Regions from separate parts of the Mus musculus genome. Here regions 1, 2, 3, 5, 6 and 7 are each linked to region 4. Evidence: chromatin contacts called from ENCODE Hi-C data. All regions are on one chromosome and are shown on one strand. The core of a region is the stretch at or near the end of the contact, and the rest is flanking DNA. Distances in the headings are between cores, read along the strand shown. Region 1 holds the start of Slc45a2 (solute carrier family 45, member 2). Region 2 holds the start of Cdh6 (cadherin 6). Region 3 overlaps Cdh6 (cadherin 6). Region 4 holds the start of Ddx23 (DEAD box helicase 23). Region 5 holds the start of Il7r (interleukin 7 receptor). Region 6 holds the start of 4921515E04Rik (RIKEN cDNA 4921515E04 gene). Region 7 has its middle 24 kb from the start of Sub1.

Region 1 (3,769 bases), core at 665-3,164, about 88 Mb after region 4:
GTAGAAATACAAATATATAGGTTGGTGATAGGAGAAAATGGGGAGTGACTTCCAGTGGTGGAGACTTTCTTTGGGGAGGGGTATGAAAATATCCTAGAAATAGAGTGATAATGGTTGCGTGATCTTGGGACTGTTCTAAAGAGCACTGAGTTACACATTTTAAATGACATCTCTTTAAATTAAAAATAATAACAATATGAAATAAGATGGACACAATTCTTCAAATCCCAGCTGCAGTGACAGCTACTCTTTGAGGCACCCCTTTATGCAAGTGTGGACCCACAGTTGTACAGAGGCACCCAAACATGGGGCTCCTCAGTCTCTGGAGTACCTGACTGCCATCCTAACTGTTTTGTCAAAATACAGATTGCTGGCCCCATTTTCCAGGACTCTGACTTGGCCGGTATGGGGAGTGAGTATGAGAATTTGTGGCTCCATCGCCCTTCCATGCACACTTTTGAATGGCCCAGACAAATGAAAACCTTGTCTATCCCCAACCAACCCTCTCCAGTTCCTTTGGTTTATCGAGACAGGCACTGTAGCGCTTTTAACACCTATGTAAGATCCGTTCTATCTGTATGCTCTGTCCATCTACCGAATCTGTCAAGAATGATAAAGTTGTTTCCCTGATTTATAGTTTGCTTTGTTAACCTAAGAGTGGTGTGTAATATATGAACATATTTGAAACATTCCTGTATAAAAGAGAAAAATAAACCTCTCCTCTCTTTCCTACCTCCAGTACTTATATTTCCTATTTATATCTCACACTTCCATATTTGTACATCCTCCTAAATATATAAAAATGGTACCTGCTTGAGCTGTATCATACTCATTCACTTCCTACTGGCATAAATGGTATTGAAATATGTGCCCCTCAGGGTCTCTTTTCCAATATACTGTCACCAAGTACATAGAATTTAGTAGCTAATTTGCAGCTAGAAATATTGCTTTAACACCAAATTCTTCGTCCAGAATTTGCAATGCAAAAGCACTCCCAGAGCTGACAGGCCTGTGCCCTAAACCAATTAAAATGTTAAGCACCCAGAATTAGGCCTTATTTGTACACAGCAGGTAGTTTGTTACAAAGGCTTATAGCTGGACAATTTAACAAAGTCTTCCATGAGGCATAAGTGGCTCAAAACTCCTTCGACTGGTAAATAAATAAAAATAATTTTTAAGAATATAATTTGATGAAATAGATATAAGCTCAATCCCATTTTTAAAACCTTGCAATAATAAAAGGCAGCGTCGAGATGGTTCTGGAAGTAAAAGCCCCTCAGCCCCAGGCTCGGGGTCATCCAAAGGTGGGAGGGAGGTCACTGCATGCTGAGAGAGAGAGAACGTTAGTTCTAGCCATTTTCTATGCGGCATTAAAAAATACTGATGACATTTTAACCCAGCAGTTAACTATGGGATCTGTGCGATCCACTTACCTGATACGACCGCATCTCCATTGAGGTACAGAGCCATTCCCAAGAGCATCATAATGGCCAGAGTCAGGATGTATGGTCTCCGGCGACCCCAACGGGCCCTGCAGTGATCACTGGCTGATCCCACCACAGGCTGGAGCAGGAATCCCAAGATGGGGCTTAGGAGCCACACCATGCTGTACAGGCTCTTAGGCAGGCCCACGCTGAGCAGAACTGGAGTCACATAAGCTGCCTCCACCGCATAGCAAAACTCTCGGCCAAACATGGCCATGCTGTGCATGACAAGTCTCCCTGTGGATCTCTTGGGTTGCTCCACAGAGCCAAAGGGGCAATCCTCGGCTAAGGATTGATAGGTATGGGTGTCAGTCGGCCCATTGCTTCCACTCATGACCACGGAGAAAATAGCCTTCTTGCGTGGTCCTCAGATTTGTGCTCCAAACCGGGTCTGACATGGAGCCTGTCAGAGCAACCAACAGAGATGGTCAGGCTGGAGGAGGGGCTGAAATTCTTTCATGCCTCCAAGATCACAAGTTACGGTGAGAAGCAAAGGGGGCGTTGGCACTCGGAAGCATGACAGAGATTAGCTGCTGTGAGCCCTCGGGGTCCTTAGAATGCTTGTGCCTCTCTAAAGATCTTCCTTCACACAGTCAGTCTCTCTCTCTCTCTCTCTCTCTCTCTCTCTCTCTCTCTCTCTCTCTCTCTCTGTCTGTCTTTCCACACACACAATTGTACACCTCTTAGTTTCATAGCTTAAAAATCATAAAGTTTCCTTAGACAGAGACTAACTAAAAATGTAAATAATCCAATAATTTCTATAAACTTCTCTCTATAGATCTGGATATTCTGTTTTCCAGAATTCACACTTTCTACCCAAAGCTTAAAAGACAAATTAACTAGAGCTAAAACTGTGCCAGGCCCCAGTCTTCACCCCAACCACTGGCTGTCACTTAACTCCGTGAACTTTTCTCTCTCGCTGCACTCGGTGCTTTTTACATCCTGTGTTAACCGGTCTTGCTCTCAGGACAGAGATCAGGTCGATTTTGGTCGTTATGGCATCCCTAGCATCTAGCCTTGCACCTCTTAGGTCCTCCCAAAATATCTGCTAACAAACAGGAGTTGAATGAATAGAGTATATACAGTCTGTTTTGTACCAGTCACCGCCTACTTTACTTGGCCCTATGGGACTACATTTCCCAGGTTCCCTTGCTCCCTGGCTTCTAGGCATACTTGGACAGCAGGAAGCTTTGGTGAAAAGTCAGGGGTGGGAAAACAACAAGCAAGCAAACAAACAAACAAAAAAACCAAGTATGTCCCAATTTTCTTCATCCTGAGATATTTTTGGCATTGACTGAATGCCCACTATGAATCTAGTAGTTGTCTAGTAGCCACACTGGACTGCTGGGTCCCTTTAACTCTCCGTAGCTATTGTTACTGCAGCCCTAGGTCTAGTCCTGGCTCTTTGATTCTGCTCATACCGGGATAGCCTCACTATGTCATTTTATTACTCATATATATATATATATATACATATGTATATATATATATATATATATATATATATATATGAGAGCCTTTATTACTCTTTATATATATATATGTATATATATATATATGAGAGCCTTTATTACTCATTTATATATATATATATATATATATATATATAGAGAGAGAGAGAGAGAGAGAGAGAGAGAGAGAGAGAGAGAGCCTGTTACATATTACTAATGTTACTATATTACATTGATTTGTATCATAAATGCATTCTTCTAATTAAATTTTCTCTGTTTTAAAGACGTCAGGTGGGTCACATTTTCCTTACTGGATCCGGCAGGGAAAATCTTTTAGGAAAAAAAAATGCCTTTAAAAATAGTTCAGGAATAAGGCTTGGTGGCAGAACTTTAAATTCTTGGTGTGCCTCGTCTTTGCTCTTCCCGAGGCAGATCCTAATTTGATGTTTCTCAAACTGTGTATCAAGGCACCCAAATATTATACACAACTCATGTGTATATTTAAACCCAGAATATTTAAATTTTGAAATCAAGTCAACGGTGAAACAACATTTTGGCAGCAGATTTGAGGCAGTTCAAGCTTTCATGGTAAGACTGTTCTATAATCCCTTCCATTTAATTTTTGTGAAGCTGGGTTTCCAGGTTTCCTAAAGCAAAAGAGGAGGAGGAGGAGAAGGAAAAGGAGAAGATGGGAGAAGGAAGAAAAGAAAGAGAAGAAGGAGGAAGAAGAAGAGGAGGAGAAAGAAGAGGAGGAGGAAGAGGAGGAGGAGAAGGAGGAGAAAGAGGAGAAGGAGGAGAAAGAAGAGGAGGAGGAAGAAGAGGAGGAGAAGGAGG
Region 2 (3,644 bases), core at 446-2,945, about 85 Mb after region 4:
GTACACATTTGGGTATTTCGCCTTTTGTTCCTTCCTAGTTTTATTATCTTAGACATAGTCCTTAACCTTTACTGTGCTTTTATCAATCTATTTCCTCTGTCCTTTCTGCCAAAAAAAAAAATCATATTAGCAGAAGAATCCCATCAAATGGTCTATAAGAATACTTTGTGAGCTGTAAAGGACTGTACAGACATACCAAGGTAATCTTTCAAATTAAGAAGTCTACAACCTGAGGAATGAATGAATGTGAACCAGCTGTCCTCTCCCCCATCCCTCCTCCACTGCAGTTCAAATACCCACATGAAGAGACCATGTTCAGCCTCCTTTCTGCAAACTGCAGGCATCTATCTCCTCATCCCAAGGATGGCTTTTCAAATCTTGCCAGCATCCATGTGCAGAACATCTGGACTAAGACCGTTCCACATACAATTCTTTGAAGCACCGGCTGCCTGGAAGAAATACTTTGATTTGGGCTTCATTAAAATGCCTCAACTTCTATTAGGGACACAAAAGATTTTTTTTTCTAGTAAGAGCTCTCTTGGGAAGAAGACCGACCTCTAGCTAGTTAGATCACTCAGAAGCCAAGTGGCTGGAATGTCACTAAAGCACCATGCAATGGAAATCTTGCTGCGAGCTTGTAACATGCAGAAACAGCTGGCTTGGGTCTGTGGCTGACCCGGGGTGAAACCATTGTGGTAATTAGATTTAATTTTCTTAATCCAATAGTGCTTGACTGCAACGTGTCTGCATCTCCTAGGCAGAAAAGGCATGATTCTCCTTTAACAATGCTTTGACGTGTTTAAGACTTCTGCAGCTTAGTCCCTTCAGAGAAGTCACTTCTTCTCGAGTATAAGGACACCCATCCAGACAGCTATGTGTATCAAGGAGTTTCACATAGACGTTATCTTGCTTCAGTAACTTCCCAGAAAGATCTCAACACAACAAATACGTCTTAAATATCAATATATATCCTATTCTGCTAGTTCAGTGTGCCCTGCTATCTGCTCATTTAGAAAGATGGATCAGCCACGAAGACATTGATGAGCCCGGGGCGTTTGGATTTGAACCGCTTCTACACTCTCGGGGGCATATGACTTCATGCTACAGCTCTCTGGGGTTACCCACTCTGCAACAGCGCCAGAGCTCCAGAAGCTACAAGGGGGGAAAAAGTGTTCTTGAGATGAGAGAAGCAAAGACTGACATTCATGAATCTGTCTGCTCGCGTCTGTTTATGTTATACAGAACAGCCGTCGGTATTGTTACCTCAGAAGACCGGGGTTATTTTATTCGAGTGCAGGTCGTGCGTACTGTCTCCCCCCCAAACTGGCTCACAGCGCCACGCCGTACCATGTCGTGTCCCCGGGAATCTTAATTGCCTGGGCTATTAGAAAAGAACATCCGACCGCTGCTGGTAATTGAACACGGTGCATTTTGATAGCTTAAAAAGAAAGATCAGATAGAGTCACACAAGTTCTCAGTATGTCTTAAGCCGTCCCCCCTAAAAAATATATAAGAAAAAAGAGGAAGGGAAAGCCTGGGGCAGCGGGAGTGTTCCAGAGAGCGAACTGCTCCGGACTTCAAACACTGGGAGTCATTCTGTCAAGGGGAGGGGGCGGGCGGGGGCAGGCACTGGGCCTCTGTAACAAAGTCCTCCTCTCTTTGCTCCCTCCCACTTCATTCACTTGCAAATCAGTGTGTGCCCACAAGAGCCAGCTCTCTGGAGCCGTAACCTTCCCATCCCGAGAGCTGCAGTTCCAGCCACAGCAGCAAGAAGCACAGAGCAGAAGACCGTGGTGGAGGCAGGAGCATCCTGGGCGAGTGGCAGGGTGTCCCCAGGAGCCGGAAGGCAAACCGAGGTGGGTTCGGTCTCTGTTGCCAATGCGGGAGCTTGTGCGTGCGTTTCTTTTCTCCCTTGCCTTCTCTTTCTTCTTTATACATAGCTATTATTTTAATTCCGTAGCGTTGATGGAAGCCAATCAGAGAAAGAGAGCGGTCCTCTGCGCCGGGTGTTGCGGTGCACGGAGTTGGGAGGGATGCTCAGCTGGGAGCTGGGGTGCGGGCGGGCTTGCGCGCGAGTCCGGTTGCATTGGTGGCGCTGCTGCCTCTGCCCAGGACCGGCGCCGCTTCCCGGGGAGCCTGGGCGCCGCTCCTCCGCCGCCTGGTAAGACCGAGACGCCTAGGGTTCTGCGGGGGGTGGCAGGGAACAGTGTGGAGGAGAGAAAGCTGCTGCCGAGGTCCACTCCGCGGGGCTGGCGGAGGCGGCTAGTGGAGCCCTAGCTTTGCAAAGTTGGCTGGTCAATTACCAAGGGCGCTAGTGAGTGCCGGAGCGGTGGAGCCGTTTGGGGCTTGATTGATTTCCACCTACCCAACAATACAAGGGTCTGTGTGGTGACTGCTTGGCCTGAGTTATGGGATTTTTTTTTTTTTTTATGGCTTTGAGAGTAACGCAGAAATTAATTCAGGTAGTCGGGAAACTCTGGAATGTTCCCAATAAGGCAAACTTACAGAGATGGTTTGGCCGAGAGAACGAGCTTAAAGAAAACTGTTAGCTCGCATGTTCCTAGCAATGCCTTCAGGCTTTCATAGAGCAGAAATGCTTAGGTTGCAAGGCAAGTCCGACACTGGACTTCGAAAATGGAGCACACTGTCCAGGGAAAAGTCATGTGGAAGACGCCGCTCGCTGGTGCTCTTCCAAGGCTACACACACACACACACACACACACACACACACACACACATCTGAGGGAGAATGCCTTCCTTAGACTGGAGAGCAGGAGGTCTGGTGCGTCTGATGTGAGGTGTCAGATGCAAGAGTGAAGTCCCCAAGGCGTTCATGTGGAATTTAATGAAGGCGGGTCGTTGCGGAGTCCTATAATGCCGCAGAGCTGGGGTCACTTCCTCCTCCGTAGTTATTCGCCTGCCAAGAGTTACGGTCCATCTCGAGATGGGAGATGCTGGCGAGGTCAATGTGGTACTGAGAAATGTTGTCGCTGCTGCAATAAAATCCATATTTTATGGGAAGTTACGTGAGGGTCTTTGTATGCAAGGGGCTGGTTGCCTAACTTAACTACTACCGAGAACATTCAAGAACCAAGAAGTTTAATCACGTGGAACATTCACACATTTCTCTCTCCCACTCATTTTTTTCCTATGAAGACACTTTTTTTTTTTTATGATAGTCACTGCAAGCTCTATCGGTCTGTGTCTCTTCACTTTCACTTACTGAAGTCACACAGTGCGAACCAGAAAAGCTATTTCCTTTAACAGTGTGTCTGGGGCGTACTTCTGTGTTGGGGGGGGCGGGGGGGGGAGAATGCTAATTGTGAGCTTTTGCGGTGGTTAATTATCAGGGGCGGGTGTGTGTGTGCAAACTCCTCCCTGTGATTCTAAGGGAGCCAGAGATGTGGCCAGTTAATGCACAACTCCTCGGGAGAATGAGTAACTGCCATGTGAATGCGGGCCAAAGCTGGCTTTTTTCTTTCTGTTCTTGCTGATAGTTTTACCTGAAAAGGGAAAATCCTCGGGATTCTTTCTGCTTTGGGGGGAAGGGGGGGAGCGAGGAGAAGATAACAAACTCTCCTCCCAATTTAGCTTGAGCACAGTCCTTTGTGTAGGAGCACTTGCCTGACTCTGTGTTTGGTGTT
Region 3 (3,381 bases), core at 348-2,847, about 86 Mb after region 4:
TTAATGTTCATTTTATAGAGATAATCTTAGTATCATCTCCATTTCAGGGTGAGGTTTTATCAACACATTTTCTGTGTAGAAACACACTATTGTTTAGTTGACTTTTAAATAGGTGTGTTACCCAGGTGTAAAGGTGGCACCTGTGGAACGGGAGAACTGCGGAATTTGGAATACAGTTTAAAAAAAAAAATATATATATATATATATATATATTTACAACCACATTGCCCTTTGTATTTCCTGAATGGTTTCCTGTTTGTGATGGGATATCCCGAATAGTGATGAGTATTTCATGCTTAGGCTATTTCCAGCTTTTAGGTTTTATTTTTCTAATTCTTCATACACACACACATACACACACACAGGAACACAAACAAATGCTACAAGGTGGCTTCACTGAATGTATTCCATTCGCAGGTAAGTAATGAAAAAAGATAGCCAAGGAAGATTAATAAGAGTTACTAAGAATCACAAGAACTGCACTTTACACAGTTTATTGTAAAATTAGAATGCTCTATCTTATATCTTACATTATGTGACAAATTGAACCAAGAAACATAGTTCTTAAAAAGAAAGGTATTATCTAAAGTTGCCCTTTTGAGCTTCTGGTGTGAAGTTTGGTGTTAAATTTCCAAGGGCTGACAAGAGCAATTTCCAACCTTTTGGGATAAAGTTGACCTCTCCTCTGAGTGCAAGTGTTCCTTGAAAGGAAGTTGAGTTGTCTGCCAGGTAATTGGTCAAAGTTTTTTTTTAATCTCACCCTGAAAAATCACACATCATACCAAGAATAGATGACTATGACTCAATATTGAAATAACTATTTATTGTCTTATCGCAAAGATTGTTGGGGAAGCAAATCTGCAAAGAAACTGAACTATTTGAGTCCTGTAGGTGTCAAGTTCAGAGAAACTCTTGCCTCTAAGAATCATCACACAGCAAATGGGAACTCCAACTTCATCTCTCTCTGAATTTCTGCTTCCCACCAAAATACCAGGTTAAGAACATCCCCACGGACAGATTTCTTTGAGGGATGAGTCCTGAGCCAACTTGAAATGCCGTTCTGGGGGGGAGGGGGAGAACACAGTTTTCAGCCCACTTTTCATATTATCTGTATCTTGATCTACAGACACAGGCAATGAGAATGACAAGAGAGCAGGAGGGGTCCAACTTTAGCATTTGCTTTGTTGAACATAAGCAGACTGGGTAGTAATACAAGGTTGTTTCAAGAGCACTGATGCCTGTCTAACTTTAAACCTCTTTTCATCAGAAAGAGGGTCTTTAAACTTCTTATGATGCTTCCTAGAATAAGCTGAGATTTTAAAGAACATTGAGCCATTGTGCATTAGGTTAAAATTCCCTCACTATCTGCTTTCTTCAGAAAAATCTGAAAACATTTGTCCTCAAATAAGTAAATAAATCAATTTGGAAAGATGTGCAGACCATTTCATGAGACCCTAGGAGTGGAAATCTGGGCAATGTAAATACGACTTCCCTACTTTCACATTCTGGAGGTTCAGCTAGAGAGTCACTCTATTTTCAGATGGAACAAAGCTGGTGATTTCATTTTAATTCAGGATAAAAATATGTGGCTTAGTTCTCATTTCCACTCCTCAAAGTGTTATTATACAAGAAACTGACTCTGGATCTCAGAAGAGCCAAGTTTTGAGAAGCCAAAATAACTTGTTAATGTTTCCATTATGTAATCTGTGTGTCTCATGAACAATATTCTATGTAGAATGCTTTATCGTGGAAGCAGGTATTTCCTAGAGGAAAAGGATTTATAAAATATCAACAAGGCATTCTGAGATTCTGCAGCCTTGAGCACCATAGAAACATAACAGCAAAAAAGAAAAAAACAGTTGATTCCTAGGTGCAAGCTAAATATTTGAATGAGGTGCTTATTCTAATCAAATAAATGCCTTTTCTTTTACAGCCACCAAATAAATTCTCTTAGCCCCCAAATACTATGTTTGAAGTAGCATAACAACTTTGGAAAACCACTCTAAGAAGTAAAAATATCTGCTATTTTAAAAGACAGGCTCCATTTTGTTTTTAAAAAAATCATTTTGCTGTAATTTTATTTTTTACTCTATTTAGATGAAATTATTTTTGAATTGTTACATTGTAGAAGGGGGGGCAGGATACAGGCAGTTTACTGTATTTAAACTAACACTCCACCCAACCTTCTTTCTCAGATTATACGGGCAGAAAGATTAATAACTAGTGTGGCCATTTTCAGGACGATGGGTTGCATCCTGAGTTCTGACAAGCGTGTTTTCTTTGCCAGAGAGTGGAATTACATTGTGGTCTCCTCAGAGTTCAGTGACGATCATGGTTGCAGAGTTTTAAATCTTCCTTTGACATCTTTACAGAATAATTTTCAAAAGGGGTAATTCTCTACTGAAAATACCAGACCCTGACAATATTTAATGCAAAGAGCAATACCCTGTTAGGAAGCAAATACATCGGCTCACAGACTTGTTAAAACTTAATAAAGAAATAGCTCATTTTTAAAGCCAGGAGTTTATGGTCTCTGCATCATCGATTTAATTTAAGCATTGCTGAGACAATCTTTAATCTCCCCATTTTGTAATACCTTATTTATGGTGCATTCTCATTTTTTAATTTGGGGGGAACGTTAGCCTGCCAGAGCCACCAGATGAAAGTGTTAAGAGGAGGTCAAACGGAAACAAAGGCCATTACCCGCCATATTTCAGACAAGACTAGGGCACTTAGCCGAGGAGACACCCGGTTATTAGATTAATTTCAAAAGACCTTTTACAAGTTGCTTAATTCCCTTAAAAGAAAAAGAAGAAGAAGAAAACCCTTGGACCACAAACTCAAATGTCCTTTCACATGAGGTTATTTGACAAATGAGAAATGGACTCAGTGTTGTAGAAAAAGCAGCCCTCTGTAATGAGATCTTGGTCTTTCGTGTGAGGCTAATGCTACTTATGTAAATATATCTGGAGCACCTTCTGTAAGCTTTTAGTTTTCTATGATCTATTAGTTTAGTGTTTATTATAAAATAAAATAAAAAACCCATATGTAGAATCACTCGGCACTCACGGGGAATGCTTGTACAACAAACGTCCAATAGATCTGCTCAGAAGAAACGCAGGAACACTTCAAACCCACTGTGCTGTTCTGTTTGCAATTATTCTTACTGCTTTGAAAGGAAGCCGCATCAGAATAGGCCTTGTAATAAGCGCTGTGTGCGTCTTCTCTAATACCAAGCTAAGGCCGTTTGGGTTCTCCTACTGTGACTTGTGATTTCTAAACCAAGAAAATAAAGGCTTTCTGGTGATCTACTGTAGTTACTTAAAAAATAATTCAAGTATAAACTGAAGCTTATGCCACCCTTTGAAGACCTACTGGCCG
Region 4 (3,596 bases), core at 745-3,244:
AATGGAGATGTAGTGAGCTATACTTTCCTTATCACTAAGGTCATGCGCAGTTCATAGTTTTATGATGACTAACACAAGAAGCCTTAGCCTAAGTGTCAAGCCTGGAGCCAGACACTTGGAAGACTGTCAAACAATAACGGAAGGTTTTAAAAGTTCCAACCAATCCTTGGTCAGTCAAGTTTTTGGTTTGTGTGTGAATTTTTTTCTTCTTTTTTTAAAATTTTCTTTCTGCCGGGCGTGGTGGCGCACGCCTTTGATCCCAGCACTAGGGAGGCAGAAGCAGGCAGATTTCTGAGTTCGAGGCCAGCCTGGTCTACAAAGTGAGTTCTAGTACAGCCAGGGATATACAGAGAAACCCTGTCTCGAAAAACCACAAAAAAAAAAAAAAATTCTTTCTTTCCTTTTTATTTTTTATTTTCTTTAAAAGGGGGGGTGGTGGTGTTAGGGTTTAATTCTGAGAGTGGAGAGCCCTCTAGTGTTCATTATACCCAGTAGATTCAGACTGACCAAGTCCTCCCTGCACTAGAATTTGCAATATCAGAGGCTACAAGAGCTCTCCAAAAGTCTCCTTATAGGACATTGAGCCACTGTCAGCGTAGCTGAGTTTTTTAGTTAGGGTGTATTCTGAGACCCTGTTTGAGAACTGAAAAAATACCCAGAGTGAAAAACCAGACCTGGGGCTAGAGAGATAGATGACTCCGTGGATAAGAGCACTGGTTTTTCTTCCAGAGGACCCAGGTTCATATTCCCGGCATCCATAGGGCAGTTCACAACTGTCTATAACTTCAGCTCCAGGGGATCTGACACCCTCACACAGACATGCATGTAGGTAAAACACCAATGCAGATAAAAATAGAATAAATTTAAAGTAGAAAGACCAACAACTATGTGGGATTAAAGCAAACCCGAGGATGGAAAATGTAAAAGGAGGCAGTGGGTACCCTGGTTAATCTCAACCATCCTACCTCGCACAATGTTGTATTCTGTTTCAGCGGGTGCTGACGGTACTGTTTGAACCCAAGAGAAAGGAAGTGGGTCTACGACTAGAAGAAAAATTCGGTGGACTGATGTATGGAGAACCTGAAGGAAGACATCAACAATAACAAGTAGCCCAAGTGGGCAGTTCCTGAAGACCAGGGAAACGAGGAAGCAAGGTCCCATGAGGAATGTTGAATAAATAGTAAGATACTTGAGGGGGAAGTCCTTCCAGGGAAACCTCTGAAATGTTAGTTTATTATTTATTGGGAGTAGGGGGACAGTGGGTACCCTGGGGTTGTTCAGGCATTCATCCTGCCGGGGCCCCAAGGTTACTCCTGTGACTGGAGTAGTTCTACTGTGAAAACTGTACTACCTTCATTGTGAAGTACTAAGCTACTCCAGTGAACTAATCTTTAGTTCATTATCTTCCATTCATCCACGGAGGCAATAATCTCTCTCACAATTTTTATAAAAAACACTTTTCAAAAAAAAAGGGGGGGGGCTGGCGAGATGGCTCAGTGGGTAAGAGCACCCGACTGCTCTTCCAAAGGTCCAGAGTTCAAATCCCAGCAACCACATGGTGGCTCACAACCATCCGTAATGAGATCTGACTCCCTGGTGTGTCTGAAGACAGCTACAGTGTACTTACATATAATGAATAAATAAATCTTTAAAAAAAAAAAAAAAAGCAAATTATTTGTTACCGTATAAACTTTCTCGCTGAAAGCTGCCAGCTTTGACTGAAATCAACTGCAATACCTACTAGAAGATTCCAGAAAGACTGCTGCGGAAGAACCTTGTAAGTAGAAAGACAACACTTGGAAAATTCTTTCTCCTACAAACACCGAACCTTTGGCAAACCACATTACCCAGAAGACCTTACGGCCTGGCCGGCCCTCGCGCCGTGCATTCTGGGATTGGTAGTTTTCAGGGCCTATTCGTCAGCTCGCGTGGTGCAGGCCCAGGAACTCCCTTTCCCGGCTTGCCGCGCGGCCTGGGTGCTCCTCCGTGATCTGGAAACGCGAAAGATGGCGACTGTTCGGCGACGTTGAGGCCGCGTTAGGCGGTTCAGGCGCGGGGTGGTGAGTCTTGGCGGTGGAGGCGGCTCCCACGAGTTTGGAGAGTGGGTGAGGAGCGGGAAGATAGCCGTAGCCTCAGCCCGGAAGGGGAAGAACGCCTCAGGGAAGGGGCACGAGCCAGGGCAGCTCCGGCGGGCAAGAGTGAAAGGGGCGCGGGCCCCGGGAGCAGTGTTGGCTGCCCAGGGCACAGGCCACTTCCAGGACTGTATTATGAGCCTAGACTTTGGCCCGTGGACATCGCCCTTGTTATACGTCAGTCTGACTTAATTCTTGTTTCCTTACTTCGGCCAGACAGGAACTCTAATGTGCTCCCAGAACCCACCCCATGCCTTCCGGCTCGGGGTTGCCAACTAGTGCTTCGGCCGGAGATTAGTTCTAACCCTAACCCACAGTTGCACATCTTCAAATTCTACTCGTACTTTAAAACGAGCCACTTCCTCTGTGGGCCCTTCCATATCCTCTTTACGAATGGAAAGGACCGGCAACTTTGGATTCTTCGCCTGAACGTTCTTATCTTGGCGTGTCTTGTGCCATCTGCTGCTTCCTGTGGACAGAATTTCATTTTGTAGTTTCCACGGGGCCTACAGCTGAATGTTGCATATATAGTAGCGCTTGATGAACAATTAAATGAAAACAATTGGCCTTTGCCCTACAGAGAACTGGGAAGCACGGCCAGGGTCTTTTGGAGCCCGGGTCTTTTGGAGCTTAAGCTGGCCTTGAATTCAGTATGCAGCCTAGTCCATTTTGTCTTTGGACGCTCAGTACTGCCTTCACCTTCCTAGTGCTATGATTACACTTGTAGACTATTAAGCATTTTCTGTAATTAAAAAAAAAAAACAAAAACCAAGTCTACATATTTCCTTGTAAGTCACCAGAGTAATTCTTTTCAAATGTAATTTTTGGTCGTATTATACTCTGCTTAAAGTTCTCCAAATGTTCTCGTTGAGATGACGTTGAGAGTCACATGCCTTTGCACGGGCCCCTAACAGTGTATTTTGCTTCTATTGACAGTTCTCATTCTGTCCCAGACAAACGCCATTCAAGCTTAGTGTCTTCTTTATTTTCTTTCTTTCTTTTTCTTATTTAAAATCTACTTATTTAGTGGATTGAGTACATTATAGCTCTCTTCAGACACACCAGAAGAGAGCATCATATCCCATCACAGATGATTGTGAGCCACCATGTGGTTGCTGGGATTTGAACTCAGGACCTCTGGAACAGCAGTCAGTGCTCTTAACCGCTGAGCCATCTCCCCAGCCCCCTGTCTTTATTTTGTTTTCCTTTTCCTTTTTTTCCCTACAGCTGTAGTGAAAGTCACCAGTAACTTCCACTTCCCCCCCAAATCTCTAGTTCCTACTCTTGGTTTTAAGTTGAAATCCAAGCACCTTTGCCCTGGTTTCTAACAATTTCATGATTTGACTTCTCCTCATTCTTGTGTTTTTTGGGGTGGTGGTGGTATGTATGGGTGTTTTTCATGTGTTTATGTCTGTGCACCACTTGAGTGCCTAGTGTTTGAGGAGGTCACAGCAAGGCGTCAGG
Region 5 (3,530 bases), core at 43-2,542, about 89 Mb after region 4:
CCTAGACCCTCTGCACATATGTAACAGTTGTGCAGCTGGGTCTTCATGTGGGACTCCTAAAACCGAAGCCAGGGCTGTCTCTGACTACATTGCCTGCCTTTGGAAGCCTTTCTGCTAACTGGGCTGCCTTTTCTAGTCTCGAGAGAAGAAGATGTGCCTAGTCTTACTGCAGCTTGATATGTCAAGGCTGGTTGATATCCAAGGGAGGCCTCCCCTTTTCTGTGGAGAAATGGAAGAATGTTAGAGAAGGTTGGAGGGAAGGGAGAAAGAGGGATTGGGAGCAAAGGATGGGGGGGGGGGCGCTGCAGTCAGAATTTAGGATAAATAAATAACTTAATCAATTCTTAAAATGATTTAAGAAAAGGATCCACAGAACCTACTTAGTTCAGCTCTTGTGCTCATGAGTGTATAACTGCCCACTAGAGCTTGAGCAACCTACCATGGGACACACTTTTAAAGAAAACTAACTCTTAATCGCCTGGTATTTGTCAACCTGCCAGGAGGGCCTCAGCTAGGGATGTGGCCTCTTGAACACCTGCTCTGTCCATATTGGAATGTGGATTGGTGTGATCTCATGCCAGTCTTGTGTCACAACCATAGCTTCTGTGAAATTATGAACACAAAGATCCTATTATTTTTATAATAGATAATTTCACTGTATTTCTCTTTGGCTCCTGCCTCTTCTGATCTTTCCTTCTCTCCTCCATGGTGTTCCCTGAGTTCTTGAGGGGAGTGTTTCATGGCTGGTACTATAAATCTGACCACGAACCCGTGCCAGGGAGGTCTTAGAGCATAGGGGAAAACACAGGACTATTGTTTGTTTAAAAGACAGAGTATCAAACTGTCTTCTAGACATTTGTCCTTATACCCATAGAATAGTGCAGCCTTGCCTCTCATTAGAGAAGCTCTTTTCTCACTTCTCTCTCAGAGAGCAGAGAACTGGGCGTGACCATTGAGGGTTCAGCCCTAAGTGGGACAACTCTATCCTAGCATCATTATTCCTAAAACAAGAGCATCCCCAACCAACTGAGGAGCATCGTAAGTGTGGATTTTGGCCTTGTGATCCTGTTACATTGGACCCTGAGATCATCTGAAGCATCACTTGAAGTCTACCACCTTGCTCAAAAGTAAGCAGTTAAGTTCAGGAGCTTCAGGGAATACCAAGATGCAGGAAAAAAAAAAGTCACACTCTACCTCTCCGTTTTCTCTACCTCTGCTTACAGCAGCAATCCTTTTGCTCAGACTTCCTGTTTCTGGCACTTGCCTTCTTCTGTGATGTTCATAGTTCCCTGTCTGTGGTTTAGCAGGCACAGAGCTGGTTTGGGTCTCCCTCTCTCTCATTCACTTGCACATACAAGCGTGCTTCTTCTCTATTCTTTCTCTCTCTCTCTCTCTCTCTCTCTCTCTCTCTCTCTCTCTCTCAGAATGATGGCTCTGGGTAGAGCTTTCGCTATAGTTTTCTGCTTAATTCAAGCTGTTTCTGGAGAAAGTGGAAATGCCCAGGATGGTGAGTCATTTCTAACTCCTTTTTTAAAGGATTTCAGATTACCTGTAGCATATATGATCAAGTTACACAGTTCTCTAACAGGGCAAGCAAGAATTTAGCACTAATTAGGTTGTTTTGTGGGTATTAATCACCAGGACAGAGGGAATGATGACAATACTGCAAATGGCTTGTAACTCTCAAGAACTGTCAAGAAGCATTGAGTTTCATTCAAATTCTGGCTCATAAATGTGGATGTATGCTGGTAATTTCAAAAAAGAAACCTCATATCAGTTCTTTGTTGGAGCTTTTTGGATGATCGCTTCCAAAACTGTATTAGACTGAAAAATCAAGCCATTGTTGTTTTGACTGTTTATGGAGTTCTAAAACCCTAGATACCCATGATAAATTAATGGCCAGAAACGAGAGGTTTGTGTATTCACCAAAACTGTATTTCTAGTGTCTAGAGTTTAGAAGTTACTCTATAATGTATTTCTTCAACATACTTTAGCTTTGGCAGATTCATGTTAGATTGCTGATGAATAATTCAGTAGTATGCTAAGGAAGGTGTCTTCTTTGAAATACACAGGGTTGCTTTTATATTCAGAGAATCCATTATATGGTCATCATAATTCTCCTCAGAATCCATAAAATACTTAGACCTTGACTTCTTAAAAATAGGCATTTTAATTACAGGACTGTACTCAAACGTCTCTGGCAGACACAGCAGCTACATGGAATGTGAATCTCCAATTTGTTTCTACAAATTAATTAAACTGTTTTCATACACACACACACACACACACACACACACACCATTAAAAGGGGAATGTGTGTGTGTGTGTCTTTGTGTATGTGCGTGTGTGTGTGTGTGTGTGTGTGTGTGTGTGTGCATCCTGCCTCTGGTTCCTGAGTGCTAGGATTAAAGGCAGACACCACCATGGCTGGCCTATATGTGCATTCCTAAACTGGGTGCAGTAGTACATCCCTGTAGTCCTGAAGCCTAAGAGGCTGAGACAGAAAAATCATCTTTGTTCCAGACCAGTTAAAGCTACATTGCATAAGCTTGTATCAAATACATCTGTATTTTCTTTATGCACAGTATCAATACACATCAGCCTAGCTCTGTAGTTTAGCTCTTCAGTCAAATGCCTTTAGTTGTGCATCCTAAGCTTAGATATTTGTGTGACTTTACTTTGTAATCAGCAAGGATGGAAAACCCTTGCATGTTCTTATGAAGAGAATCATCAGAGGAGTCACACTCTTCAGCATGACGGAGCATGAGTCACTTGGTGAGGGAGAGTCATTATCTCATGTTAAATGTGTGCAAATAGCTGGCAGGAAGCACGAGAACCATGCTGCTGTTTGGTACAATCCTTTGCCCCTATGCTTCCCTCTTGGCCATGCTATTTCTTACAAAAAAAAAAAAAAAGTAAAAATTCTTGCTGTTAAACAGGATTTTCACTTCACCTTTTTAAATTTTGAAATGTTTTTAGATTGATGATCATAACCACCCATATGCGTCACATAGGCATGTCACGATACCTCCCACTTTGTGCTGGCAGCAATCTACTAGTCAATTTTCTAGTAACTAAAGGATAGTCAAATCAAGCAAAGGGAACCGCAAAAGCCCTGACAGTTCAAGCTCTTCATCAAGTAATCACTGTCTTCTAAATGACACTGCCTTACTTAGAATATGTATTCCAAATGCTTTAAATTTCTATACCTAGAATTTTTACTTAATGCTTAGATGCTTCCTATTGAACACTGTGACCATTGTTCCACATAATGTCAAAACCACAGTAAGAATAAAAGCTTCCATTGATATACTACAATTTTTTTTCAAAAAAACTCCAAATGCTGCATGTATATTTGCATAATTATAATTCACATATTGCCTTTCATACTGATTTCTCCAAGACTCCTGGGAGAGCTCTCACCCTTACTGAGAACTTACTGTAATGTAAATGAAACCTCTGTGCAAATCCATCCAGTGGCTTCTATAATGTGTGTGTGCATATGAATATGGGCTTTGAGTGTCTGTGTA
Region 6 (3,629 bases), core at 309-2,808, about 80 Mb after region 4:
AGTGTTGTTCAGTTTCCACGTGAATGTTAGCTTCTATTATTTATGTTGTGATTGAAGATCAGCTTTAGTCCGTGGTGATCAGATAGAATGCATGGGATAATTTCAATATTTTTGTGTCTGTTGAGTCCTCTTTTGTGACCAATTATATGGTCAATTTTGGAAGAGGTACCATGTGGCACTGAGAAGAAGGTATATCCTTTTGTTTTAGGATAAAATGTTCTGTAGATATCAATTAAATCCATTGTTTTAAAACTTCTGTTAGTGTCCATGTGTCTCTGTTTAGTTTCTGTTTCCACAATCTGTCCATTGGTTGTTGAAGTCTCCCACTATTATTGTGTGAGGAGCAGTGGGTGCTTTGAGCTTTACTAAAGTTTCTTTAAGAATGTGGCTACCCTTGTAATTGTAGCATAGATATTCAGAATTGAGAATTCATCTTGGTAGATTTTACCTTTGATGAGTATGAAGTGCCCCTCCTTGACTTTTTGATAACTTTGGGTTGGAAGTCAATTTTATTCGATATTAGAATGGCTACTCCAGCTTGTTTTTTTTTTTTGGACCATTTGCTTGGAAAATTGTTTTCCAGCCTTTCACTCTGAGGTAGTGTCTGCCCTTTTACCTGAGGTGGGTTTCCTACAAGCAACAAAATGCTGGGATTTTTCTGTGTAGCCAGTCTATTAGTCTATGTCTTTTTTATTGGGGAATTGAGTCCAGTGATGTTAAGAGAAATTAAAGAAAAGGAATTGTTGCTTCTTGTTATTTTTGTTGTTAAAGTTGGGATTCTGTTCTTGCGGCTGTCTTCATTTAGGTTTGTTGAAGGATTACTTTCTTGCTTTTTCTAGGGTATAGTTTCCATCCTTGTGTTGGTGATTTCCCCTTATTATCCTTTGAAGAGCTGGATTTGTGGAAAAATATTGTATGAATTTGTTTTTATCATGGAATACTTTGGTTTCTCCATCTATGGTAATTGAGAGTTTTTCTGGGTATAGTAGCCTGGGCTGGCATTTGTGTTCTCTTAGGGTCTTCATAACATCTGTTCATGATCTTCTGGCTTTCCTTATCTCTGGTGAGAAGTCTGGTGTAATTCTAATAGACCTGCTTTTATATGTTACTTGACCTTTTTCCCTTACTGCTTTTAATATTCTATCTTTATTTAGTGCATTTGTTGTTCTGATTATTATGTGTTGCGAGGAATTTCTTTTCTGGTCCAGTGTATTTGGAGTTCTGTAGGCTTCTTGTATGTTCATGGGCATCTCTTTCTTTAGGTTTGGGAAGTTTTCTTCTATAATTTTGTTGAAGATATTTGCCAGTCCTTTGAGTTGAAAATCTTCATTCTCATCTACTCCTATCATCTGTAGGTTTGGTCTTCTCATTGTGTCCTGGATTTCCTGGATGTTTTGAGTTAGGATCTTTTTGCAATTTGCATTTTATTTGATTGTTGTGTGGATGTTCTCTATGGAATCTTCTGCACCTGAGATTCTCTCTTCCATCTCTTGTATTCTGTTGCTGATTCTCGTATCTATGGTTCTAGATTTCTTTCCTAGGATTTCTATCTCCATTGTTGTCTCACTTTGTGTTTTCTTTATTGTGTCTACTTCCCTTTTTAGGTCTTGTATGGTTTTGTTCAATTCCATCACCTGTCTGGTTGTGTTTCTCTTTATTTCTTTAAGGACTTCTACCTCTTTAGCAGTGTTCTACTCTATTTTCTTTAAGTGAGTTATTAAAGTCCTTCTTGAAGTCCTCTACCAGCATCAAGAGATATGATTTTAAATCTGATTCTTGCTTTTCAGGTATGTTGGGGTATCCAGAACTGGCTGAGGTGGGAGTGCTGGGTTCTGATGATGGTGATTGGTCTTGGTTTCTGTTAGTAAGATTCTGACATTTGCCTTTCGCCATCTGGTAACCTCTGGAGCTAGTTGTTATAGTAGTCTCTGGTTGGAGCTTGCTCCTCCTGTGATTCTGTTAGCCTTTGTTATCAGACCTGGGAGTATAGCTTTGTCTTGAGTTTCAGTGAGTAGAGTACTCTCTGTAGGCAAGCTGTCCTCTTTCAGGGAAGGTGCACAGATATCTGGCGTTCAGACCTGCCTCCTGGCTGAAGATGAAGGCTTGAAACAGGGCCTGTCCCAGAAGCTGTGTTGCTTCTCCCTGTCTAAAAATCTGTGTAGCTTCTGTAATATACACTCTCACTGGCACAGACTAGTCACTGTGGGATCTGGGACCCAAGATGCCTCCCCCAGGTGCTCAGCATCAGAACCCTCCTGGGCAGTGTGAATACCTCTCCTCTGGCGGGGAAGGTGCCTGGATGTCTGGCGCCTAAACGGGGTCTGTTCCAGAAGCTGTGTAGCTTCTGTAGTCCGCACACTCACCTGTCCAGACTAGTCACTGAGGGATCTGGAACCAAGATCAGTCTTTTCTTTCTTTCTGTTCTCTCTCTCTCTCTCTCTCTCTCTCTCTCTCTCTCTCTCTCTCTCTCCCTTTCTTCCTTTTTTCCATGATCAAGTTCGAGTATATAAGCTTTCTGTTGTTTCCTTTATTTTTTATGAGAGTTCTTGATATCTTACATTAGGTCTCTATCGTATCCATGAGATGGGAATTTAAGTCTTGCTTTTCATGTGTGTTAGGGAAGGAGCGTTGCTTGGTAGGATAACTAGGTCCTAATAGTACCAATCTAATAGTGCATTGAATTAGGTTGCTTATGGTTTTATGTTTGCCTCTGTCCATCTCGTTCTTCTGTTAACTGGCCAGGGTGTCTCTGACTGGAACTGGCCTCTTTGGGGGCAGGTAGAGCTCTGTGAAGTGAGTTTGTGATGGTCTCCTTCTAGGCAAACAGTGTTGTCTCTGGTTAGTGTGGGCCTCTTTTTAAAATCTGGTTAGAGCAGGCCTCTTGTGACCCTGGTTAATGTAGACCTCTTGTGTCCTTGGTTACCATGGAACTCCTAGGAGAATTACAGGCTGTAGTTTTTGGGTTGGTATCTGGCACTGGTCTAACCTGGATGGAGAAGTAAACTGTAAAGGAGGTGGAGCTCAGGGTGGGGGTTGGAAGGGTGGGTACGTCCTGAGTCTGCTGGGTTGTGTGAGTGTCCCAGCTGGCATGGGTATTTGGGCAAAATTCTCACCTGTGTCTTTGGTCACTGAGGGACTCCTGAGAAGCATGTAGACTGTAGTGTTTGGGAAGGAATTGGCCAGGCTGCTCATCAGCCACGAACATCTTAATACACTAAGATTTTATTCTCAGCCAATCACTAGTTGAAACATGTTTAGGTATCTGTGATTTACTTACACCACTATTTGAAAGAAGATTCTATGAATTTTCCAGTTGTCACCTGAATGCTTGGTATGATTTAAGCCAAATGACTGTGAATTTTACCTTCTGTCCTTTCTTAAGTTGTGTTTCCTACTTGATATAATAGGGAAGAGACAAAATTCTCTTATATTGTTCTCTTTCTCTTTTTACTATAGCATATTTTGCATTATATCATATATATAGAAATAACATATATTATGAATCAATTACATATGCTATGTGATACTGTATATATTTACCATATAGTATATTCAGAAATCTCTATGTATGTATTTTTTGTAGTTTGAATACAAATGGCCCCCCTAGACCCATAGAGAGTAGTAGCCCT
Region 7 (3,825 bases), core at 960-3,459, about 87 Mb after region 4:
TCATGTACTGCTTGACTGATTTGTGTGTGCATGTCTCTCTGTCTCTGTCTCTCTCTGTCTCTCTCTGTCTCTCTCTCTCTCTCTGTGTGCTGGCTTGTGGTGGCTGTTTCAGGTTCTCTCTTACTATCTTGTGGATTCCAAGGATTGAATTCAGGTCATCAGACTTCTCAAACTTGGCAATCATGTTGTCAGGCTTGGTGACAAGTGATTTTACCTGATGAACCATCTGGCTTGGCCAGTGATCCTATTTTATTTTATTTTATTGAATATAGCCCTTGCTGGCCTGGAGCTTGCCACGTGGGCCAGGATGGTTTTAAACTCTTGCCTCTACCTCTGGTATACAGAGGTCATTGGAGTGTACTAGCATGCCTACTTTAATAACTCATTAGTTTAAAATAACTTTTATTATAATATTTTCTTATAACCTTTTTATTTGAGTAGTAGTTATCCCCAATCTCTGTCTTCCGAATTTATAAACCGGAAACTCTACCACAGGGATGCATATCTGAGGAAATCAGTACATGCATGTTAGGGAAACTGGTTTTTTTCTGTTCTCACTTGCACATTCAACACAGAAGACCTTAATGACCTCCCCCCCAACCCCCCCCAAAGCTCTGGGGGAATTTGTTCTCAGAAGCAAGCCAACAGTCCTGATGCTGGGAACACCAGCTACAATGTCCTCCTGTAGTCCCGACTTTGTCACCTGGAACTAGGCCCTAAAAGGAAAAGACCCAAGACAGTATAATCAGTGAGACCCGCCACCGCCCTCGTCCCCGCCCACCGCCCTCGTCCCCTTTATACTTTATGTGCTTAGCCTCAGAGCTGACTTTCCCCTTTGCCCTTGCTTGTGTCTTGGTCACCTGACTTGAAGGACACCAGAATAGAAAGTTTGCCCCCTAGTCTTAAAAAATCTATGTGTGCTAAAGACAGTTAGAAAGCTGCAAAGTGAAAAGTTCTTCCCTTTACCTACTTTGTTCAAGAACACTGTACTTTTCTTTTCCTGGATGGCCGTCCCAGAGACGCCTCTGCAGCCAAACCTTACCCTAATGGCGCCCTCTCTGTGGCCACCTTACCATAGTTTCCCACAGCTAGAAGCGGGAAAACCACTTTTCTTTGCCTCTTCTTTTCTCTACGAATGTACTGTTCTTTTTTAAAGATGCCAGAGTTCTCAGGCACCACTTTGAGCTGCTTTCATTGATGTTCCCTCTGTGTGGCATGTGCTGTCTCTATGTCAATAGGCATGCTTGTGTTTCTTTCCATAATTGTCTTTTGTTGTGGATATTCCAGCTAAGCACACCTATAGAGAAAAGCTGCCTGTCTTTCTGTCAAAGTAACATTTTCTAGAATTCTCTTTTGAAAGAAAAAATAGAGAGAAAATATATAGATATGTATTTTTTCCATGATAATACAATGAGCTGTATTTTCTTTTGATTTTATGTATCGAAAGTAAATATGTGTATTTTCCCTCTAAATAGATGAATACCTGAATTTTCCTTTGGCTATACATAGTAAAGAAATGTGCATTCTCTGTATGAACAAATGAATCTCTGTGTATACACGCATTTATATATGGATGCAATTTTTTTTCTCATCCTTCAAGCCATTTTCTTCCTTCTTTGGTCAGCCGGGACAAAAGCATTCTGAGGCAAATCATAGCAGGTCCATTTCCCAGGATTATCCTCTGGTGCTGAGCGTGGCAGAGTTACAGCTGAAAAGAAAAAAGCGGGCATCTCTTGTACATTTGCCAAGAACTCTTTCCTGGGGGAGGGAAGTCAGAGCGTACCAGGCAAATAGCCCCATTAGGTGTGCTTTCTCTCAGGACGCCTCCCTATGCTCGTTGAAAGATACAGAGCTCAGAGCTGTGGCAGCCATCTTGTGACTGCTAGAGACAGCCTAAAGACAAGAAGCTGAAAGGCTGTCAGAGATGGGTGTTCCATGAAATCACGGGTACTTGAACCAGTCTTGGAATGTATTTTTCAGATGTTAAAAGAAAAAATTTTTAAAAAGGGCAAAACCAAAATTTATTTATTTAATTTATAACTAATGCACAGACACCCCCTTAGCACCTCCACCCGTAACTCCTGCCTCTGCACGTGGATCACCTTCCCCACTGTCACCCCGTACGCCTCCCTCCCCGCCGTGGGTGCAAATCAGTGAACCCGACACTGCACAGTCTCCCCAAAATACATCGTTTTCATTCCGCCTGCTCTTGGCGCTATCTACCTGCGTTTTGGACAATGTGGGAAGCCATATGTCCCTCCAACATAGTCTCATACAGAGACATTTCAATGCCCTAAAAATCCGTGTGCTGTGCCTGTTACCCATCTGTCCCCAGAAACGCCCAGATAGTACTGATTTTTGCATTATCTCCACAGTTTAAGGTTTTACCAGAGTGTTCCTTGCTGAATTCACCATCATGGAATCATTCCTCCATTAGATCTGAAGTCACTCGATGCAGGGGTGCAGTCTGTAGTTTCTTCGTATATTGTGTACACAATACCGAAATGCTGTCAGTTTGGTTATGGGTGGAACCGCCTGCAATCAATCAGAGCCTACAGTGCAGTGGGGTAATGGGATGAAAACTCACTAAAGCTGGCACGAAACATACAACTTTGGCTCACGGGTCCAGCCTTGCCATTTTATGTAGAGAAACGGGTAGGGTGCTTAAGATTTGTTAGTGGCAAATATAATGTCTGGCTCCCTGCTAGCCATCTTTCTGTTATGCTTGCTTATCTTGGCTGTTGGACCCCAACCTGTGACCTCTCCAGAAGGGCTCCAAGCCCTCACATTAATGCATGCAGTAACTCTGGTGTGGGTCTACTTGGAGGATCCACTCTTTGCCATGAAGTAGCAGCGAGGTGATCAACAAGACACCAAGTAGGAGGGGCTCATGCTAACATTGGGATTATTTGAGGAGGGGGCCTGGGATTCCAGTGCAGTTGTAGTCTGCACAAGATGGAGTAACTAGGCACACAGAGGCTGACACTGCTGACTCTCTATGGTGTTCAAGTCCAGATCTCTGCAAAGGTACTCCGTAGGGGGGCTTGTCTGTCGGCCTCCACTCAGATGTAGCCCTGGTCTCTTAGATCCGTTTGTAGGACAGGACTACTGTGACAGTTGATTTTATGCGTCCACCTGGTCATACCCCAGGCTAGATATTGCTGTGATGCTTTTCTGGTTTGAGTCAAACACCTCATTATCCAGAGTGTGTCAGTCTGTCAAAGACTTTAACAAAAAAGAACGCAGACGCTAAGAGGCAGAGCAGGGAGCCTGCCTTGCTCGCCGCTTTGGACTTGAGCAGCGTCGTCACCTTTCCTCTGGGCCCCCAGCCTGCTGAACCACCCTGCAAATTTGAACTGTTCAACCCTGAGCCAATGTCTTTCAGTCTTGCTCCCTGCATCTCCCCCCACCCCTTATATTCTATTGATTGTGTTTCTTTGGAAACCTTAACTAATTTAACATAAAAACTATAAAGTCCAGAGACCTATAACTCTTGCACTCTCTAGAATTTTGTGTTTGGCTGGATATTTACAGGGCCCTTGGGCCCAGTCTTATGGGGGGGGCAAAGCTGCAGAAATAACCAATAGGAGGCTTAGTAGGATACAGTGTACAAGGGCTGTCCCCTTTAAAAAGTGCCAGGAATGTATACAGCCTGCCCTTGAAATGTTCATGGTCTAAAACACGACCCCGTTTGTAGCTTTTTTTTTTTTTTTTGTTATTCCTCCTCCTCCTCCTGCTACTCTCTCCTCTACTCACTCTTTCAGGGAATCTGCAAAGCCACCCCAGACTTATCCTCAGGAAGACAGCCACAGAAACAACGACACA

Evidence for each region. Hi-C counts contacts between places; a loop is a spot of excess contacts on that map.
Region 1: a loop to region 4 is called in a map of T-helper 2 cell, with 13 times the contacts of the local background. The contact joins the promoter of Slc45a2 here to the promoter of Ddx23 in region 4. A Hi-C loop is called at or near these places in 2 of 37 maps with a recorded cell type or tissue (T-helper 17 cell and T-helper 2 cell).
Region 2: a map of regulatory T cell shows a loop between it and region 4 (17-fold over the local background). The contact joins the promoter of Cdh6 here to the promoter of Ddx23 in region 4. A Hi-C loop is called at or near these places in 2 of 37 maps with a recorded cell type or tissue (T-helper 1 cell and regulatory T cell).
Region 3: a loop to region 4 is called in a map of T-helper 1 cell, with 13 times the contacts of the local background. The contact joins the enhancer-like site here to the promoter of Ddx23 in region 4. A Hi-C loop is called at or near these places in 2 of 37 maps with a recorded cell type or tissue (T-helper 1 cell and T-helper 17 cell).
Region 5: a map of regulatory T cell shows a loop between it and region 4 (28-fold over the local background). The contact joins the promoter of Il7r here to the promoter of Ddx23 in region 4. A Hi-C loop is called at or near these places in 4 of 37 maps with a recorded cell type or tissue (T-helper 1 cell, T-helper 17 cell, T-helper 2 cell and 1 more).
Region 6: a loop to region 4 is called in a map of T-helper 17 cell, with 30 times the contacts of the local background. The contact joins the promoter of 4921515E04Rik here to the promoter of Ddx23 in region 4. A Hi-C loop is called at or near these places in 2 of 37 maps with a recorded cell type or tissue (T-helper 1 cell and T-helper 17 cell).
Region 7: a loop to region 4 is called in a map of T-helper 1 cell, with 20 times the contacts of the local background. The contact joins the enhancer-like site here to the promoter of Ddx23 in region 4. A Hi-C loop is called at or near these places in 4 of 37 maps with a recorded cell type or tissue (T-helper 1 cell, T-helper 17 cell, T-helper 2 cell and 1 more).

What each region holds. Positions count from the first base shown.
Region 1 is chr15:10,998,866-11,002,634 of GRCm38, reverse strand. It overlaps Slc45a2 (solute carrier family 45, member 2), which reads right to left and starts at 1,914. Exons shown (of 7, transcript NM_053077.3): 1 at 1,434-1,914. The coding sequence starts at 1,818.
Region 2 is chr15:13,171,726-13,175,369 of GRCm38, reverse strand. It overlaps Cdh6 (cadherin 6), which reads left to right and starts at 1,695. Exons shown (of 12, transcript NM_007666.4): 1 at 1,695-1,856.
Region 3 is chr15:13,029,065-13,032,445 of GRCm38, reverse strand. Cdh6 (cadherin 6) reads left to right here. Exons shown (of 12, transcript NM_007666.4): 12 at 1-3,381. Among named protein-coding and RNA genes, the nearest start is that of Gm35018, 61 kb to the left of the region's middle. Within about 2 kb of position 1,597, at least 1 of the 3 ENCODE cell types and tissues checked has a DNase peak (open chromatin) inside an H3K27ac peak, as active enhancers do.
Region 4 is chr15:98,661,287-98,664,882 of GRCm38, reverse strand. Ddx23 (DEAD box helicase 23) reads left to right here and starts at 1,994. Exons shown (of 17, transcript NM_001080981.1): 1 at 1,994-2,060.
Region 5 is chr15:9,527,638-9,531,167 of GRCm38, reverse strand. It overlaps Il7r (interleukin 7 receptor), which reads left to right and starts at 1,292. Exons shown (of 8, transcript NM_008372.4): 1 at 1,292-1,507. The coding sequence starts at 1,426.
Region 6 is chr15:18,367,556-18,371,184 of GRCm38, reverse strand. It overlaps 4921515E04Rik (RIKEN cDNA 4921515E04 gene), which reads left to right and starts at 1,558. Exons shown (of 12, transcript NR_045711.1): 1 at 1,558-1,787.
Region 7 is chr15:12,018,078-12,021,902 of GRCm38, reverse strand. No RefSeq gene overlaps it. Among named protein-coding and RNA genes, the nearest start is that of Sub1, 24 kb to the right of the region's middle. Within about 2 kb of position 2,209, at least 1 of the 3 ENCODE cell types and tissues checked has a DNase peak (open chromatin) inside an H3K27ac peak, as active enhancers do.